Regions from separate parts of the Mus musculus genome. Here region 1 is linked to region 2. Evidence: chromatin contacts called from ENCODE Hi-C or POLR2A ChIA-PET data. All regions are on one chromosome and are shown on one strand. The core of a region is the stretch at or near the end of the contact, and the rest is flanking DNA. Distances in the headings are between cores, read along the strand shown.

Region 1 (4,734 bases), core at 1,986-4,485, 44 kb before region 2:
GGATGAAGCATCTACTCAACAGGTCCTGTAGCATCAGGAAGTGTCAAGGACTTGTTAACACAGAGGATATAATAGACAGATATGTAGTTCTATCCACCACAGTGTTACAGGTTAGAGATAACTATTTAAGATGATTGCAGGGGCTGAAGAGATAGTGCAGTCAGTAAGTGCGTGTCCTGCAAGGACAGGGCCCCTAGTTTGATCCCCCAATGTTTACATAAGATAAGGTATTGGGAGGGCAAAGGGGCACAGTACCAGGCTCAGTGTGTATAAATGTTGTTTTGGGTAAGAGGAGACTATGAGGCCAGTGGGCTCAAGCATAAGAACTGCAGGATCCTCTTATGAAGGACTTAGCTACTTCACTACGCATCCCCAGTACCAAGTAGTAGTGTCCTATCAAGGCTGTGAGGTGTGTACTGAATCAAGGCCTCGCAGAATAGCTCAACCATCAATGTAGCCTGTTCAAATGTCTCAGACTTCTTTTTTTAAAAAAAGATTTACTTATTATTATATGTAAGTGCCCTGTAGTTGTCCTCAGAAACACCAAAATAGGGCATCAGATCCCATTACAGATGATTGCTGGAATTTGAACTCACAACCTCTTAACCACTGAGACATCTCTCCAGCCCTGTCTCAGACTTCTATGCAACACTGTTCCAAATGTGTGAATCTAAAAGCTTCCAGAAACTCCAGAACTATTTGGGAATCCATACCAAGTTTCATACTAGAAATAAAAATTAAGCTGTATAGTGTTGGCAGAACTGGCCAGGTTAGCACTCTTGGCTCAGTATACACATCTGCACAAGAAACCCTACACAACACCTAGTCCGCTGCTGCAGGAAAGATGCTAACATGTTTGTTTCTTTAGCAGAAAAACTTCAGTCAGGAAGTTTTTGAGCCTGGCTAAAGTTCTAAATCTCTGTCATGCTGGGGATCTGGTTTTCTATCAGATATTTGGGCAGAGCTACTACTGGTGGAGAAAGCACCTCTAGCCATCTTTAGCTCTAGGACCGCCCCTAACCCCAAATTGTTTGAAAGCAATATACTGGCATTTGTTTCAGTGCATAGTGCATGATAGGGAACTCATGACTGTTATGTGTGTGATTGGGAGATAGAGGACAGATGCAGGTGACTCTGCCAAAGCAGCTCCCAACTCAACCAAAGAATGAGCAGATTCTGCATGTTGGGTGACGAAAAGGCAGCAGCATAATCATTGATTCTTGTAGCCTTCATCCTTGAGTTGAGCATAAAATAGATAATCTTTATTCTAGTAAAAACTATAAATTACATTGACTGACTTTCAAATATTACACCTACATTGCATTCACAGAATAAATCCAATCTGGTTAAATATAACACCCTATTAGATGTCCTTGGATTAAATTTACATACGTGATATAAATATATCTTAGCTTTGTTTCGAGACAAGGAAGCTATATAGCCTAGCTCAGGCTGGCCTTGAAATCAAGGAGATCCTTTTGCCTGGGTCTCCCAATGTTAGGATTATAACTAAGCACAGTCATGCTCTGGTGAGCTTATAAATGCTTTATTGAGGACTTCTGTATCTGTCATGGAAGATACTGGCTGGCCTTTCTTGCATTGCATTTGTGACTTTGGGGACAATGTTACATGGTTTCATTAATCTGATTAGCAAGTGTCATCTTTGAATCAATTCTCGTAAACTAAGTCAGTTTAAGATGCTTAATTGATAGAATTCACCAGCATGTTGAAGATTTTGTATATGCCAGAGAAAGGTTTAAATTATAGATTAAATGTTTACATAGATGCAAAATAATATGACATATAAAGCTACATTTTTATATTTATTTTTGTGTCCATTTTGTCAAATCATTTAGGATAAAGGTACTTATAATGTCTTACATTTTATCATGCATGTGACACATAATGACATTGCCTTTTTATTCCTGATATCCATGAGTCATGCCTTACCTTTTCACTAATTGATATCAGCACTGGTAAACTGATTAGATTGGTTCTGTGGTTATAAAGCTCTTTTGCACATGCAAAATTATTGAGAGTCCTAAAGAAAATGAACTAATATTTTTATGTTAGAAATTTCGATTATGACAATTTAAAAATATCAATTTATTAATTAATTTAAAGCCTATGGCACTTTAATGTAAATAATACTATTTCCTATACAACAAAAATGAAGACAACTTTTATCTTATATGCCAGAGAAGCAGGATAAGAAGATAAAATGTTATTATGGAAGTCTCTGGACCTGTGACAGGGCTGTGGGCACACTGAGGATCATGGCTAGTTTTCATAAGAACATAGGAGCCAAATAAACACTCCTGAAATCAAGCAGGAGGAGCCCAGTGTTAACTCACAGACCACATTTCTCTTGACTTCAAATTCTGCCCATCCCTCAAGAGCCAGCTAAACTCTTGTCTTCAGCATCACCTCCTTCTCCCTGCTCTCAGTCCTTGCGTCTCATCTCTTGTTATGCTCCATGAAACTATTCATGAGCATACAATGCAATGGTTCTCCATTTTCTTTACATATTATGATCCACCACTAGCCTGCATGGCATTTCTAAAAATCCATATTCTCTTTTAATAAAAATATATTTCATAATCATCAACTCAGAATTCCCCACATCCTCAACACTACCCGTTTCAATTTTTTGTTTAATTCTTTACTCCCTATTTGTATTAGAAAAATCTATTCTCATTTTTCAAATAAAATATAATGCTAAGTATACTTTTTTCAAGTCACTGTGTCTCACTTCCCCCCACCCCACTCTTGCACATCTGCCACAGCACTTCCACAGCTGTGCTCTGGCTCCAGACAGCCTTGTCTTTGATGTCCTTGTGCTCACATTTTAGCCATGCAAGCTGCTTGTTTCTGTCCTGCGTGAGTCCTCAGAGTGATGCCAGAGTGATTTCCGGGCCTGTGCACAGTGCTTGGCCCCGAGGAGGACTGGAGCAATACATTCTTACTAAAAGTATTGCTTTACATTGAGACAAACTTCCAGTTATGCAAGAAGCGAATAGAAAGGTTCATATGTGGGTCATGGAAACTATAGCCAGAGTACAATCTGGAAGAAACAGATAGAAGGATTATTTGTTCCTCCCCAGATAGTTTTCCTATTACATAATTTCCTTGTAAGCACAGAACTCCCAAGGACATACTTGTCCTGATCAGAAGTAGGAGCTGAAGTGTAGCAAACAGAAGGAGCCTCCTCAGGGGGAGAGCCGCAGCAGTTTAATCGGCCCTCCGGGTCTGAGTCAGCACACCTGCCACTCTGTTTAATAACAGCTATCTTCTCAGAGCAACACATTTTTGTGTTCTCAACAACCGATGAATAACACATGAATGGCCCAGAGAATAACATTTATTCTGATAACTAACTTCAGGCAGAATGGACACCATGTGGAAAATAAAAGGGGAGAAGAGAGGGTCGGCTGTGGTGTGGTGGAGTTCTTCTAGATCTGAAAAGAGAATGAGACCTGAAAAACAGGCTAAGTGCTCAGCTTGTATTTCACCTTCCACAAAGAAAACTACCTTAAAAATGGGATCTACTGGTAGACACAGCTGAAGAAACAGCTCTATTACATATTCCAAAAGGAGTATTTCTTATCTTTTGCCAGTTGGTGCTAGTTCCCCCCACTCCCCGGCCCCCTTATTATTATTCCCGCAAAGCTGCACCCACACTGTTTACTTTTTATCTTTCCTATATTCTACTACTGTCTAAAAGAAAAGAAAAGACATAAGTTGGCTCTAGAATGTTCTGCACACATTTATTGAATATAAAAATATGTTTCAGGTACCAAATAGTTGAATTGCTGGATGGTATACATGCTGGTTAACTGGGGGGAGAGAAGCAGAAAGATCAGATGGGGTGTGTATTTAAGTGCCTATGTAACTCAAGTACCACAAACTATTTTACACATACCAACCAGAAGTTCAACTGTTTGCTCTCTCCTCCCATTTTAATGGAATAACTATGAAATGTCTCCTGAAAATTTGTATGCTGTGCATTTAGTCTGCAGACCATGGGGTTATTTTGGGAGGTTCTGGGAACTTTAGAAACTGAGAGCTGATTGGAGGGAGTCAGTCTGTCACTGGAAAGTTGATGATCGCCTCCCAAAACATGGGATCAAGCCATGGGCTGCACTGTTTGAAACTGTGGGCAAAAATAAATATACAGCTAAACAAATGTAATATAGTACCAGAAAAATGGACTAGACTTAATAATGTGGTTCTTAAACCTTTGGTGCTGGTTTGTAGGGAACATTTGGAGACCTGTGATAGGGGAAGCCTAGAACACTGTATGAAGACTTAATGGTTGGTTCTGGTAGGTGCTTGGAAGACCATGATGCTGACAAAGAGATGAACAGTAAACCAGTATGTACTCATGGAGCTGGGGAGAGGTTCAGTGGGTAAACCATTTGCTGCATGAATACAAGCACCTGAGAACTCACAGAAAAAGCCAGTGTGAACCTGAAACCTCAGTGCTGGGGACAGAGACAGGCAAATCCCAGGGATTTGTTGGCCATTCTAGCCAAAATCATGAGTGCCAGGTTCAGTAAGAGACCTTATTTCAAATACATGGTAGGGAATGATAGAGGAAAGATACCCATCTTTAACATCTGGTCTCCATATGGACCTCTGCCCCTGTCAGCTCTTCCAAACACATGCACACAGAGAGACTCCACATAGAAGGTTTCAGTTGGGAACAGAATTCTGTTGGGAATCCTGATAGAG
Region 2 (5,144 bases), core at 1,535-4,034:
GCAGGACTTCTGTGGCCCTTGGGGGACAGCACAGCTCACCAGAAACTGGCGTCCAGGTGTCTATTCTGTTTGTTACCTCACCTGACCTCTTTATCTGTAATCTGACTTGGGGGAAAAGTGGTCAGGGTCTGCAGAGATGCCTTAGTAGTTAAGAGCACTAGCTCTTACAGAGTACCTTGGTTGGGTTCCTAGCACAGAGTGATTCATAACCTTCTTTAATTCCAGGTCTAGGGGATCCCATGACCTCTTCTGGCCTCTACAGGCACCAGACACAAACATGGCGCACTCAATACACGTAAAATAAAAATTCTTAAAAGAAAAAAATCAAACAGAAGAGACTCCCCATTCCGACCCCATCCCATGGCTATCCCCACCCCCAGGTGTGTGTGTGTGTGTGTGTGTGTGTGAGAGAGAGAGAGAGAGAGAGAGAGAGAGAGAGAGAGAGAGAGAGAGCTGAATGTAAAGAGAGAAACAAACAATTGGTTTATGGTCCTGAAGAGCCTCAGGTTTTACATCCCTATCCCGTGATTTGTCAGCTGAGCTATTTTCCTCATTCTTAAGGAGTGAGATACTCTATCTGAAGATCTGGAATTTAAATTCAAGCCCCTCTCTAAAGAAATTTCATTTGCAAGGCACTATATAAACATAGCATTTAGAAATGTGGTTTCTCTGGTGCTTCTGGCCAAGAGTCAGCCCCTCACTATAAAGTTAACCACGGAAGATGGGTAATGGTTTACTTTCTGGGGACTTGTTTTAAAGTAGTGAATGCCCAACATTCTTTGTGTCCTTTGTGTCAGTAGTTACTCAATCATAAATCAAGATGCCAATTCTTAGGAACTACCAAATGTTTTTGCTAGATTTAAAGATCGTTTCTCCCCTTGTTAATCTTCTGTGGAAGTCAAAAATAACTGGCCATTCTATTATATAATAAGCCTGGGAAAGTTAAAGATTCCTTGTTGCACGTAAGTTTTTGCAGGCTGACTTACATGAGGAGCCCCAGGTCTTTGGTTCTGTTTTAGTGCTTACACTGACTGATAAATATAGTTCATTCACTGCTGGAACAATTTCTCTACTGTTCAGAGAGGATGTAGAGTCTAAGCAAAAACTCCAGAGCAAGTGTCGTTATTAAACTGACGTCATTTGTTATTTTAGAAATTTTTTTCATTTGGAGAAAGTTATTTTCTTAGCTGAGATATTTGGATGCCTAAGGTTTTTGGATTCTACATAAGCAACATGAACACTATCTTTTCCTGTGTTGTTTAATAACATTTCCATATGAACCCAAAGGACTGAATAATGAAAGCTCTCTCTTTTCTAGAGAATAATTTAGAAATTCTCATTTACCTTGGCTGAATAATGTTGTACATTTCAAACCCTTCTGGAAGTGCTTGGTTACAGAACTGACAAACCAAGTAGGGTAACGCGAGAATGTTAAAGAAGACAGGCAGTCTTACAGGCTTAAATGGTTGGCAAGACTAGCTGTGATTGGGCACACCTCAGGGAGTCCCCAGACGGGTGCCAACGTTCTGGCTTTTAACTTCATCTTTCTTTTGGAGACTTCAAGATCTATCATCAGCATCTTAAGGATAATAAGTCATTTTCACTTTGGCTAGAAAAGTAAACGCCCAATTCCAGCACAAACGTGCCCAGGAGTGGGATTCGAGGCAAGGCGAATAGTGATGGCTCTTTCTGGAGAGCCTTTATTTGGCATTCCCTTCGACGCCCCCAGGCCCTCCTCCTGTTGGTGAGCCACACACATCCCATCCCTTTACTTGATTCTGAAAAGGTTGCCTTAACCCTCCTCAAACCCTAATTGGTGGCAGAGCCTTTGGGTCCTCTTGAGAAGAGCCTGGTGTCCCTGAGGAAGGGGAGTTCAAGGTTTCCTCAACGGGCAAATTCTGGTGGAGTGCAAACACAAGCACACGCTTCGGTTTTCTCACACGCTCGTGGCATCTGCAAACAGCAAGCAGAGACAGACGTGCTTGGCACCGTGCTGCTGCCTGTGCAGCTCCCACGCGTGGGATTCCCGCCTTCGCTTCTGCGCCCGCCTCCCTCGGGCCTCGAACGCCCCGCCCCCTGCCACCTCCGCGTGTCTCATTGGCCAGGTCCTTAGGCAAACTTCGGCTCCGGACTGGCGGCTGTGCCTGTCGCTCTGAGCAGTAGGGACATTTCCGCATTGGGAGGGGGGAAGGAGGGGGAGGGGAGGTGTGTGGCGAAAGTGGGGGCTCCGGTGTCCGGAGGCGGCGGGCTGGAGGGTCAGGGGCTGCGCACGCTGGCGCCAGGCTCCAGGTGTTTGCGTGTGACGGGAGCGGAGGGGAGGTCGCCTCGGCCACGCTCGTGCAGCGTGCGAGACCTGATTCCAGGCCCCCAACTTCTCAGCCCTCGAGGGAATAGGAAGGTGGGTGTCGCTTAAGGGGCGGGCCGGGCTCCGAGCGACCTCCTTGTGGGGTCCTGCTCCGAAAGGCGTGGCCGGGGGCCGACAGTGGGGCGTGGAAGAGTAGGGGGCGGGCGGGCGGGCGGGCGAGGGCGTGTCAGGGAGGGCCAGGCCTCCCGGGGGGTCTGGGCGGCCAGGCCCGGGGGGCAGGGAGGGGGCGAGCCGGGCCCTGGTGTGGAGCGGCTGCGTAGGGGAGGGCGGCCAGTGGAGGCCGCGGGCAGCTGTCTGCCCGAGTGCGGAATTCGCAGCATCTCCGAGTCCCGGCTATTTATGGGCTGGAGAAAAGGTTGCGTTGCCCCTTCGCCGGCCTCCCCGCCTCCCGATCTACACGGGGCGCCAGCAGCTCGCCGCTGGACGGCCGCCGGCGAGGGGCCTCGGGGTGCGGCCGGGGGCCTGCGGCAGTCCTGCCCTAGAGGGCGTGGAGACCGGAGGGCGGTGAAGCGGCTCTAGGTCCGCCTCTCCATTGATGAAATTTAAGTTCGTCTGGTTTTACCTTTTCCGGAGTCTCCAGTCGTCCCCTGTTGGTGTCGGGATCGCTGAGTAGCCTGGAGTTCCCTCCCAAGCTGAGTCGGTCCCACCAAGTTTTCCGTCTTCAGGATTTTTCTTTTTAAAGACTAGTTTTGATTTTTTTTCCCCCCGAATTCTTCTTTAAGTAGTTAAACATCGGAGGAGAAAGAACACTTCGGTTGCAGGGAAGGGAGAGAGACCTTCCTTACAACGTAGATTCTAGAAATTGAAAATTATAAGCCAGATTATTTTAATAAGATCCTAAAATGTCGAGATTTGTACAAGGTAAGACATTTTGCTTTCTGTCTCTTGGCTGCTTCGTCCGATTTTGAATATTGGTAGTCTCTAAGTAAGTGGGTAGTTTGTAACTGGAAGTGTTCATTTGTGATACCGTTTGCCAGACCTTTTTGGTTAAATTGGTATTTAAGCTGCTTTGCGCCACTTATTGGGTTGGCATTTCATATACGTGTTTGTATGCCTCTGCGCCCTGCAGGGGTTATTTCTACCTTCTAAAATCAGTTTTAATAGTATTCTGACATCGTGGATAGTAATTGTAAAAATCAAAACAGGATTTTTGACTGCTGATTAATTCTTGTTCCCTTCTTGCACTCGATGATAAGTTAGTTATCTTTGTGGGACAAGGAAACCCAGAGGGCTAGGGACAGGCAGATGCGTTTGTCAAGACTAGTAGGAAGCTCTCCACTTCTTTTCTGTGTGTACGTGGATTGAGTCTCAGAGTAATTTATTGCGAAATCAGTAGTTTGTAGACACTGGAGGTCATACCAGTCAGAGAAATGACTTTGCTGCAGTGCTCTTAGCTTTTTCTTTTTTAATATAGAAAGATTATGCTTTCTTTAAATTTGAAAATTACCATTCAAATCTGTATATGTGTAAATAATGCATTTAGCAAATACCCCTCAACCAAGCTGTAGTATTGCAATTGGGTGCTGCCTTAAACTTCTGTCACAAAACTGTATAGAGTTTGCCTATAAGAAGCCTTTCCTTCCAGACCCCAGTGTGTGAAAGCTTCAGCCATCTTGCTTAATACATGCAGTAAAGTTTGCAACCGCTTCACGTGATCCTCAGTGACTGTCCATGCACCTTTCCCCTTTCCTTTTAAAGTTATGCTAGGGATGTCCATCATTTGACCCTGGAAATGAAAATGCCATACAGGCTTATGCCCCACTTTACTAACTCTTAAGTTTTTCATATTAGATTAAAGGAATCTGCCTTCATTATTATGGAAACAGATGGGACCGTTATGCCTGTCTGCCTTCAGCACTAAGCTCAGAAATGTCATTTTGCCATTATGTTTGAAGTTGGTGTTACAGTTGACATGAAGCTAGAGGTTTCTAAATCGAGAAGACACAGGTGGCTGTGGACATTGCTACCCACTTTTTAAAAGCCCATTATTTTAAAGTACTTCTACAGTTTTCAAAATACTGCACAAGTGTCAAAATGAAGAAATTAACGTGTTTGCATTAACTAAGCTATAAGCTCAGTCTGATTCCTATCTCCATGATGCAATTCAAGACGACACATTTGATTTAAGCAGGCAGTTTTGTACAAAAAGATGATACTCCAAATATGTTTAACTCAGTCCTGGAATGTATCATTGCGCCATTGTTGTGTTTAAGTGTGAGCTCTAAGTGCTTATCGTGGTTACTGTTAGAAATGAGAAAACTAATTGGCTAATGTCAGAGTTGTCTACGCATATCAGTTTTCAAGTATAAGAGTTGGAAACTTCTGTGTTCTCTCTTTTTAAAAGCAGTCCAGTGCTGACCCTCCCCTCCCCCAGAAGTTGCTGAGGCTTCTTCCCACTGGCTGGTACACGGCCTGTGCTGCTTCACGGGAAAGTGCTAACCAGTGCCAGGCCATAGCTATTTCAAGTCGCCTCGTTTAAGCTTCTGAGCCCTAAGGAGTACTTTACAGCTGATGAAGATGCCCAGAGATGAGCTGGGGAGAAGTCCTGGAAATCCTGAGTTGTGTTCAGCTCCTGTCCTTTCCAACAACTTCCGTTGCTTTTTAGGTTAAAATTTTAGGAATGGCCTAGTCTCCAAATAGATTACCATTTTCTATAGACAAAGATAATATGTCCCTGGGAAAAACACAGTGTCTTGAAAGTAGATTTTGTCACAGGCAACAAATGCCCACAACCTAAAATGTTCTATATGCTTTTTCAGTAGGTTAGCTTACCGTATGT

What was found. Hi-C counts contacts between places; a loop is a spot of excess contacts on that map. ChIA-PET counts read pairs that join two places held with the same protein, here RNA polymerase II (POLR2A).
Region 1: a loop to region 2 is called in a map of heart, with 2.0 times the contacts of the local background. The contact joins the enhancer-like site here to the promoter of Ugp2 in region 2. A Hi-C loop is called at or near these places in 4 of 37 maps with a recorded cell type or tissue (gastrocnemius, heart and regulatory T cell). POLR2A ChIA-PET finds 5 or more read pairs at or near these places in 1 of 5 experiments (Patski).

The regions. Positions count from the first base shown.
Region 1 is chr11:21,413,457-21,418,190 of GRCm38, reverse strand. No RefSeq gene overlaps it. Among named protein-coding and RNA genes, the nearest start is that of Ugp2, 45 kb to the right of the region's middle. Within about 2 kb of position 3,235, at least 1 of the 3 ENCODE cell types and tissues checked has a DNase peak (open chromatin) inside an H3K27ac peak, as active enhancers do; it is heart, where a contact is called at or near this core.
Region 2 is chr11:21,368,269-21,373,412 of GRCm38, reverse strand. Ugp2 (UDP-glucose pyrophosphorylase 2) reads left to right here and starts at 2,784. Exons shown (of 10, transcript NM_139297.6): 1 at 2,784-3,226. The coding sequence starts at 3,208.